2 separate regions of the Homo sapiens genome follow, and region 1 is linked to region 2. The links are chromatin contacts, found by Hi-C in ENCODE. All regions are on one chromosome and are shown on one strand. The core of a region is the stretch at or near the end of the contact, and the rest is flanking DNA. Distances in the headings are between cores, read along the strand shown. Region 1 holds the start of ZNF488 (zinc finger protein 488). Region 2 holds the start of ZNF22 (zinc finger protein 22).

What was found. A loop is a pair of places that touch in the nucleus more often than their neighbours do. Pooled maps may share reads with other maps.
Region 1: a loop to region 2 is called in a map of CD8-positive, alpha-beta T cell, with 20 times the contacts of the local background. The contact joins the promoter of ZNF488 here to the promoter of ZNF22 in region 2. A Hi-C loop is called at or near these places in 1 of 168 maps with a recorded cell type or tissue (CD8-positive, alpha-beta T cell) and 9 of 50 pooled maps.

The regions. Positions count from the first base shown.
Region 1 is chr10:47,381,573-47,386,375 of GRCh38, reverse strand. ZNF488 (zinc finger protein 488) reads left to right here and starts at 2,083. Exons shown (of 2, transcript NM_153034.4): 1 at 2,083-2,156. RefSeq lists a silencer at 1,635-2,114 and an enhancer at 1,677-2,176.
Region 2 is chr10:44,998,360-45,002,574 of GRCh38, reverse strand. It overlaps ZNF22 (zinc finger protein 22), which reads right to left and starts at 1,652. Exons shown (of 2, transcript NM_006963.5): 1 at 1,597-1,652. It overlaps LOC124902530, which reads right to left. Exons shown (of 3, transcript XM_047426129.1): 3 at 192-1,795. The coding sequence ends at 1,166. It overlaps ZNF22-AS1 (ZNF22 antisense RNA 1), which reads left to right and starts at 1,772. Exons shown (of 4, transcript NR_126421.2): 1 at 1,772-2,045; 2 at 2,159-2,289; 3 at 3,153-3,258. RefSeq lists an enhancer at 1,036-1,536 and a silencer at 1,263-1,612.

The DNA.
Region 1 (4,803 bases), core at 834-3,333, 2.4 Mb before region 2:
CAAATCCAAGAATGGTAGATCCACCGACAACTTGCACCTTGTGCCTGGAAAAGCCACAGGCACTCAAAGGCAGCCCAAGAAAGCAGCTGGGAGGGGGTCTGTACCCTGTAAAGTCACAGGGCCAGAGCTGCCCAAGGCCGTGGGAGTCCACATCTTGCACCAGCATGACCTGGGTGTGAGACATGGAGTCAAAGGAGGTCATTTTGGAACTTTAAGGTTTAATGACTGCCCTATTGGGTTTCAAACTTGCATGGGGCCTGTAGTCCCTTTGTTTTGGTCAATTTCTCCCATTTGGAATGGGTGTATTTACACAATGCCTGTACTTGCATTATATCTAGGAAATAACTTTCTTTTGATTTTACAGGTTCATGGGTGGAAAGGACTTGCCTTGTCTCAGATGAGACTTTGAACTTGGACTTTTGGGTTAATGATGGAATTAGTTAAGACGTTGGCAGACTGTTCGAAAGGCATGATTGTGTTTTGAAATATGAGGACATGAGATTTGAGAAGGACCAGGGGTGGAATAATATGGCCTGCCTCTGTTTCCCCACCCAAATCTCATCTTGAATTATAGTCCTTATTGTAATGCCCATATGTAGGGGGAGGGACTTACTGGGAGGTGATTGAATCATGGCGGTGGTTGCCCTGTGCTGTTCTCATGATAGTGAGTGAGTTCTCAGGCAATCTAATGGGTTTGTGAGGGGCTTTTACCCCCTTCACTCTGCACTTCTCTCATTCTTCTCCTTCCAGCCACCCTGTGAAGAAGGACCTGTTTTGCTTCCACTTCCACCATGATTGTAAGTTTCCCGAGGCCTCTGCATCCATGCTGAACTGTGAGTCAATTAAACCTCTTTCCTTTATAAATTACCCAGTCTCAGGCAATTCTTTATAGCAGTGTGAGAATGGATTAATACAGTCTAAAATAGATCTTTCTTTATATAACTTAAAAATTACAAGTGATGAAAAGCATTTGAGTTGGTTGGTTGTCAGTTTTTTCCCCCTCTTTTGGAGCTGTATTTAGTATAATAGAATATCTTAAATTAGTGGTCTTTTATAATAAATGAAATTGGGTGTACTTCGCCCCAGCATATTAGGGTTCCCTTGCTTCATGCCTTCCATGACAGTTGGTATTATTATATTTTAACATTTATGCCTAATGATTAAACATCTCCTTGTGGTCTTAATTTGCATTTTCTAATTACTCTAGAGACTTCGTCCTTTCACATGATTTTGGTCGTTAGTGGTTCCTCTTTGAAGTGCCTATTCATGTCTGTGTCCATTCGTTGCTTTGGGTGTTCCTCTCTTTCACACTAATTCATTAAAAGTATATATCCTGGATACTAATCCTTTATCAATTGCTGCAAGTATCTTCTTTCAGTGTGTGGCTTGCTTTTTCACTCCGTTTGTTGTTTTTTAATCAAAGTATAAGTTCTTAATTTTAACGCACTTTAACTGTCATTTTCCACCATGGCCCGAGTCGCGGAGTCCGCCTTCCTGGCAGAGCGTTGCGTGGTCACAGCTGAGGTCTGGGGAGCAGAGGCGGCGGGCGCTCCCGGGGGGAGCTGGGCGATTCCGGCGGGGGGAGGTGCCGATCGAGCGGCCGCCAGGCTGCTGGGGGAAGGAGGGCCAGGAGGCCGTGGGGGTCCTCGGCGCAGACTGGAGCCGCAGGCACCGCGCGCAGCCCTCGCCCGCATCGCCGAGGCCCCGCGGGCCCAGGAGCGAGAGGTCGGGCGCCCAGGACCAGAGGGCGTAGGCGAGAGCAGGCACCGCCTCCAAAGAACGCCCTCGCCCTCCCGCAGGCGATGGCGCCCGGCCCTGACCAAGCCAGCTGGGGGCATCTCCGCGGAGCTGAGCCGGGGAAGGGCCGGGCAGCCCAGAGGGTCAGAAGGGGGTTTTCTCCCGGGGTTGTGAGTTCTTTGGCCAGCGGCACCCTCCCCTGCCGGGGCCGCCCACCCGCAAGCCCCGCCCCGAAGGCTGGAGCTTCCCTGGGGGTGGGCGACGCCGAGACCACGCCCCGAAGGCGGGAGCGGCTTGGGGGCGGGATCTGGCCGCCCTCAGGGCTCCGGCGCCAAGTTCAGAGCCACGCGCAGTGCTCTTGGCCGGGAGGAGGCTGTGCTGCACCAGCACCTCTTGCTCCACATCTCCAGAGAGCCCAGGTGAGGCGCACCCTCCTGTCTGCAGGGACAGAGCCGCGAGCGGGCGCGGGCGGCGGGGTCCATCTCACTTCCACATCAGCCTTTCCCCAGGACAGGGTTGTTGAGTCCTGCCTTTGACTGTGGGGTCCTTTCCTTCCCAATGTCGCCAGCTTCCTCTCTCTCCCACGTCGTCTCCGAGTCCCATCCCCGTTTCTGTTCCCTTTCTCTTCTCTCACTTTTTCTCCTCTATCTCTTCTTTATTGTCTTCCTGTTTTCATTTTCTTCTGTGTCAGTCTCTCTCCCTCTCTCTTTTCCTCTCTTTGTTTATTCTTCTCCCCTACCTTCTCCCTCTCCCCCCTGTTTTTTCAGCACTCAAGAATTCTGCCTATGAATTTTTCTCCTAGGGTGACTTTCAGGCTGCAGTTGTTTTCCTCCCTCCCACTGTCTCTCCCGGGGTTTATCCTGTGTTGCTGTTATTCTCAGCCCGGGCTTGCGCTGGGCAGTAGGGTAAGAACCATGCATCAGCCCCAGATCCTTTCTCCAACAGATTATATCCAAAGATCTGGACATGTATCCTGTTCACTGCCTTTCCTGGGAAACAAAACAATACCAAATGATCACATTATAATGAGTTTTTAGAATGAGCTAAAAGAACATACCTGGTTTTAGAGACAAGGGGTTGATTGAATCCTTTCCTTGACATTTTGCCTTTACTAATAGACACAGACAGCACAGCAGGAAGCTAAGCCTTGCAGAAGCATTTAGGGGGCGTTCCCACCCACACCTGCCTTCTGGGCAGGCTATGCAATGCCAGGTGCAGGGGAGGGAGGGGACAGGATTCAGAGCAGGGTTGTAGGAAGACAGTGGGAGGCCAGGGCTTTGAAACATTTGAGGGAGCCTGGAAATAAGAAATTAACAGTAAATTTCTAAAATATGTAGTTGCCAATGCCACTGATGTACAGAAATGAAATTAATTACTCCTGAGGGAGACATTAGACATTTTATGGCAGTAATTATGGCATTTGAAAGTAATGATTTTATGTACATTAGATAGGAGGGCCAAGGGGAAAATATTTCCTGTTAGTATCAAAGATTGTCGTAGATGCATAAGGGACGAACTCTAGAAAATCAAGTCTCATTCTTTTTGAGGGATAAAATAGAACTATATCGAGGCAATTTTTTGTTTCTTGGTTACAATGTAATCTTATCAGAGATATGTGATTTAGTTTTTAATGATATTTTATGACACATACATATTTATATGTTCAAACACACACAAATACATAATATATATGCACTAAGTTATAAAAGAGCCCTTGTTTGTTTGTAAAGATCTTAATTACCAATAAAGGTTGAAGCTTTCACTTCTTGGAAATAAGTTAACATGATATTGTAGTTTATTATGACCTTTAATGAAAATTCAACTAATTTACTTTTGATTGATACAGAAATGGAAATTTGGCCGTAGATAAATCACACAGAATTAAACAGAAATTAAGTATGATGAAGGTGCATTGCAGTGTGTTCAGTGAAAGAATTTGCATATGCTAGATATTTTGGACAAATTCATAGGTATGTGCATGGAACTGTGATTTGTGAGGCTTTTTTCTGGTTTAAAAAGTTAAATTGCCTTTATATCTAATCCCTGATCCCCAACATATGCGGATTCTGGGGGGAGGGATAAAAGACTTTGCAAATGATTTAGAATCATCGTGTCTGCTTTGCTTGGCAGATTTCTTTTCAGACATCCAAGAGGTGGCAACTTTTGTTTGAAACATATAATCACACCAATTATTTAAAAAAAAAGACAAACTTAAATATTTTTAAACTTATTTTTCCTCATTAGTGGTCTGTGCCTCTATAAGAACATCATTGTCTTTTTATCCTTAGATGATGCTATTGTTGGAACCTGGGAAGGTCGGAAGGAATAGCTGAGGTAAAATCATGGACTTTTTGCCTGAAGGCTGCCAGTGGAATTGGGACCACTGTCTCAGGCTCCACCTTTATTCTCTAGTTGTATCAGGAAAAGAGCTGCTGTTCCTTGTGCTCTTGCTATCTGGCATGCACAGAGCCCTGTTGAGTCCTGTCCGTGAGTGCCTGAAGTGAAGATCACCATTCTTGTTTTACTTATGAAGAGATGGAGGCCCAGAGTGTTTGTCTGAGCTCAGGCAGGTAGTGGCAGGGTTGATTTGGAACACAAGTAGTGCCCTGGCGCCTGAGTGACCAGGGCTAATTCAGTCCCTTTATGTGACTTCCATGTTGCTGCAGCCCTGGCAAATATAACGTCTAAAATATCACTCCACACAGCACCAGCCACTGCCTATTGGCATTGTTTGGCAGAACACTGCTCCCTGTTCTATGTCCTGGCCATCCTCAGTCATATTCATGGCAGACTCTCAATCTGCACAGCAGGGCCCCATTGAAGCATTGGATCTGCCCTCTGCTTTCACTGGCCCTGCTTCTGCACAGTCTCAGACATCTGAGTGGATGATGAGATCACATCCACCCCTATGAGGGTCGACGTGGCCAAGTTATGTTGCACTAGGGCCACTCTCCCTGCTTCCATGGGTACTGGCTGTGTTCGCAGTCTCCTGCACTTGGCTTTCCTCGAATGCAGCAGGCATTGCTGCTAGAGGGGTCCAGGCGTAGCTGGCCACAGAGCCTGTAG
Region 2 (4,215 bases), core at 403-2,902:
TTGTTGAAAACCCAAAACGAAAGTACTGTTTTCGGAGACAGAAAAACTGCAAAAGAACTTTTACCAGAAAGTGGAATGAAACTGAGTAGAAAACGCATGGTAGGTAGGACACAAGAAAAGGAGAGGGGGGAGAAAATGAGTTTACATGTAAAACTAGGATGGAATTTTTAGAATACCCAAATGCTGCAAAATTCAAAATTTCAAATGATTTTATTTATTTATAAGGCTGACTTGTGGCTATTTAAAATAACGGCCAAAACAAACCAACAAAAACCCCTACAAACCCCACATAGGTGGCAATGTCGGAAAATCTAGAACTTCAAAAGCAATAAAATTATTGGAACTATTTTTCATTATCTTGTGTCAGAATGTGGAATTTAAAATAGAAACAATTATTCTGGGTTTCTTTGCATACAAACATATAAAGCAAATAAATGAAAACAAAAACATAATTTTTCTTGCCTTCCTTTCATCTTATTGTATAATTGAGACTTTAGGTCCAGGACTTTATCTGGATATTTAATAATTACATCAGCTGTAATTATGGTCAGCGTAAGAGTAAGCCGCATATAACACAAGATTACAGTTAGGACTACCCACTCCTTAACTTAAGCAAATATTTACAGAACATCTACCACACAGGAGACATTGTGTTAGGTACATGGTGTTGGTGTTGCTTTTTTTTTTTTTTAATAACTATAATGGTCATTATACATAAAAGCACACGCATTTAATACAATGGAAGTCAGATCTAGTCAGAAACTCAGACTGTCAAATCCACCTACGGATGAGGCAATCATACTAGTATGTGCCAGACACTGTGTAACTTGATTCTGTGCTAGCTCTTTAATTCTCCTGGCACCTTTATGCAGTTATTTCCGTTTTAAGTTAAGGAAACGAGGGCACAATGCTAGAAGGCACTGGCCGGGTTCCCAGACCCTAGCAGTTTGACTCCAGAGCCTGTACTCTTAGTGGCAGCCACATCTTCCATTGCTCAGTCCAGCGCGGCGACCCGTGCTTTGCATAGCTCCCCAGCAGGGGCAAGCACGAAGTTAAACCTGAGTGACAGAAGCTGCTGTTCTTGCACACCCAGCTAACTGGAATGTGCCTCAGTTTCCTCGTAAAATGGGGAGGGTAATGATAAAGTGGCAACACCATCAAGATGTTAGAAGTTGCAATGAGTCTGAATCTGAAAACCGCTCAGAGCAGCCCTGTGCTGCCTAAGCATTTGTTCCACGTATCTAGTCCTCGAACGCTCCGAGCGACGGAAGGGGCCGGGGCTGCTGCTCACCCGCCCAGTTCCACCCGCCGCGGGCCGCGCCTCGCCCGGGCCCCCAGTCCAAGCCTCCCGTTCCCAGCACTCCGCCGGCCGCTCCTCATTGACCCGGCCCGCCCGCCGCGCAGGCCGCGGCCCCACCCTGGGCCCGCGTGGCCCTCCCGCCCCCGCCCGGCGGCCAGGCCCTGCCCGGAGGCGGGAGACGCAAGCCACGCCATCGCCCGGGCCCGCGCCGCCCTCGTTGCGGCCAGCGCGCTCCCGAGCGGACCCGAGTATCCGACGCAGGCCCCGAGCGCCCCAAGTGCCCCAATCCCACTCACCGCGCGGGACCAGCCACCACTCTGGCTCGCTGGGCGCCTCCCGCGCCGCCGGAAGTGAGGGCCTCGCCGCGCTCTGGCGCCGCCGCGGTCGCTCTAGGAAAGTGGCGGAGCGACCCTCTATGGTCCCGGGCCCACCCGAAAGCGTTGTTCGTTTCTTCCTGTGGTTTTGTTTTCTCCTCCCCCCAACTCGGAAGGCGTCCTGTGACCCCCGGGACCTCAAGAGCTGTAACCGCCCCTGTGTGTGGTCGAGGCTTTTGAAACCAAACTCTAGCCTCTCCAACCTAGAAACTGCATACTTTCCACAAATTTTGAGATTTTTGAGACCCTGGTACTTTTCACGAAGTCACCTTAATTATCACCAAAAAGCTCCTGCAAGATGGGAGTGGTTATACTCCATTTACAGGAAAGGAACCAAGGCTCAGAGAAGAAATGTGCTCCGTTCACCGTGTGTAAGCGGACGACCCAGAATTGGAATGGTTCTTTGTGGCTCCAAAGTCTGATTTCAACACACCCCTTTTGTTGCTCATTAGTAATGATCTCTCTTTGTTCTTATTCCTTCCAGGCTCCTCCTCAGCCATCCTGGCCGTGCTCAGTCATCTGACCAGCTGACCTCCGTGTTCCCCCACTCCCTGGGGAGCTCCTCCGCCTTTTGGCTTCCAATGCTATTGCTGCATGCTGAAGACTCCCGCATTGGTAACTCCAGTCTGACTGTGGGACATAAATGTTATTGAACTTTAGACTTGTATATCGAACTGATTACTCAAGAGCTGCATTTGCATGTGTAATGGACATCCCAAACCTAACATACCCCCCAAATGAATTCCTGATATCTACCTAACCTGTTCTTGCAACAGTCTTCTTCCCAGGGATGGGTGAAGATCCCATCATCTTTCCAGTTGCTCAAGCCAAAAACCTTGATGTCACTGTTGTCTCTTCTTTTTTTCATCCAAAATTCACCTGTGATTTATCCACAAATTCTGTCGGCTTCATCGTTAAAATATATTCATTATCAAGCCACTTTCAACACTTCCACTGCTATAACCACCAAGCCACCTTCATCCACCTTCTGGATTATTATATTGGCTTCCAGACGGGTTGCCCTACAGTCTATTCACGGCCCCAGAGTAATCCTCTTAAACCTAAGTTAGATCATGTCATTCATTTGTTCAAAACCTTCAAAGGCTTCCCAACTTATTAGAGCAAAGCCAAGGACCTCGCAGTGGCACCCGATGCCTCTCATGATCTGTCTCTTTAGTTCTTTATTGTGTCTGCAGTGCTGAAAACAGTGCTCAGCAGGGAACAGACACTCAGTAAATAGCTGTTGAATGAATGAATTTATAAGATGCCTTATTGTTTACAAAGTACTTTTACATCTTATCTTCTGGTTATTCATCTTCACCATAGTCTCATGAAGCACAGATTATCATATCTGTCTTGCAAATCAGTAAACTGAAGCAAGAGAGGCTGACCTGCCTGAAGTAATACAGTGGTTTGTTGGTGGAGGCTAAACTAAGTCATAGGTTCATTCTCTTAAGTTGGGGCTTTCTGCTCTGTAGGGAGCTGTCTCTGCATATGGCAAAGCACAAAGCTGAATGAGGTCTGGACAAAGAAGCTCCACTCGCAATCTAGAGAGTATCTGGACTATTGCAGTGATTAAATGAGGTAATGTAAGGCACTTAGCACAATGTATAACACAGAAGAAATGAGAGTCGTTGTTACTTTTATTATTAAATTGTTATAAGTTGGTTGATGCTGGTGGTTGGAGAGTTTGGGGTAAAGGGCAATGGCCAGAGATCTAGAAATGGTTTAGGAAAAGCGTCAGGAGCAAACATGACCCGTTGGGACTGTCTGCTCTATGTACACTAAAATAAAAAGATAATTTTTAAAAAGCCATTTTGTTAGTAAGGTAGTTACTAATTAAAACTAACTCCTTTAATGTCTACATAAAGATGGATTATCCCTTTTTCCTATACCTGAAAACAACTGGGCCAGCCATAGAAGGGCCAGAGGTATGTCAACTAAAGCATTGGGTAAACGAGGATGGATTTTTTAAAAAGAGAGAGACGAAAGTCAGGAAATAAAGGGGTGTGTGTCCCTAAGTGTGGACAGAGTCCTGGGCAGTAAGGATGGAGAGGAGGGAGAGCCAGAAAAATATATGAAGGAGAGGAGGGTAAAGGAGAATGGGAAAAAGACAGGGAGAGAAAGCAGGTAGGGTTTTATGCCTTCAGCCTAGCTGTTAGTATAATAATAGTTAACACTTATTGAGTGCTTATTGTGTGCCAGGCACTGTTTGCAGCATTTGAGGATCTCACGTGAGATTCCTGAGGCATGATTATTCCTGAGGGTTTGCTCCACCTTCTCTGGTTTTGGTCCCTGCACTTTGTGGTGTGACTCCGGTGCCTCCTGGTGAACCACATGCCTGTCCCACTGATGTTGACTTGACCACTGATTTGAATTGGCTGACCGCATGTGACTGGATGCAAGGGGTACATCACATCCCAGAAGAAACTTCAAGTCATTGTGTTTCTGCCAGGACTCTGCTCTTTCCCTCTGCCTTGAGAATAGCATGTCCCAAGTAGGGGCTGCCCCTTTAGTCTAGGAACCAGGATGATAAGACAC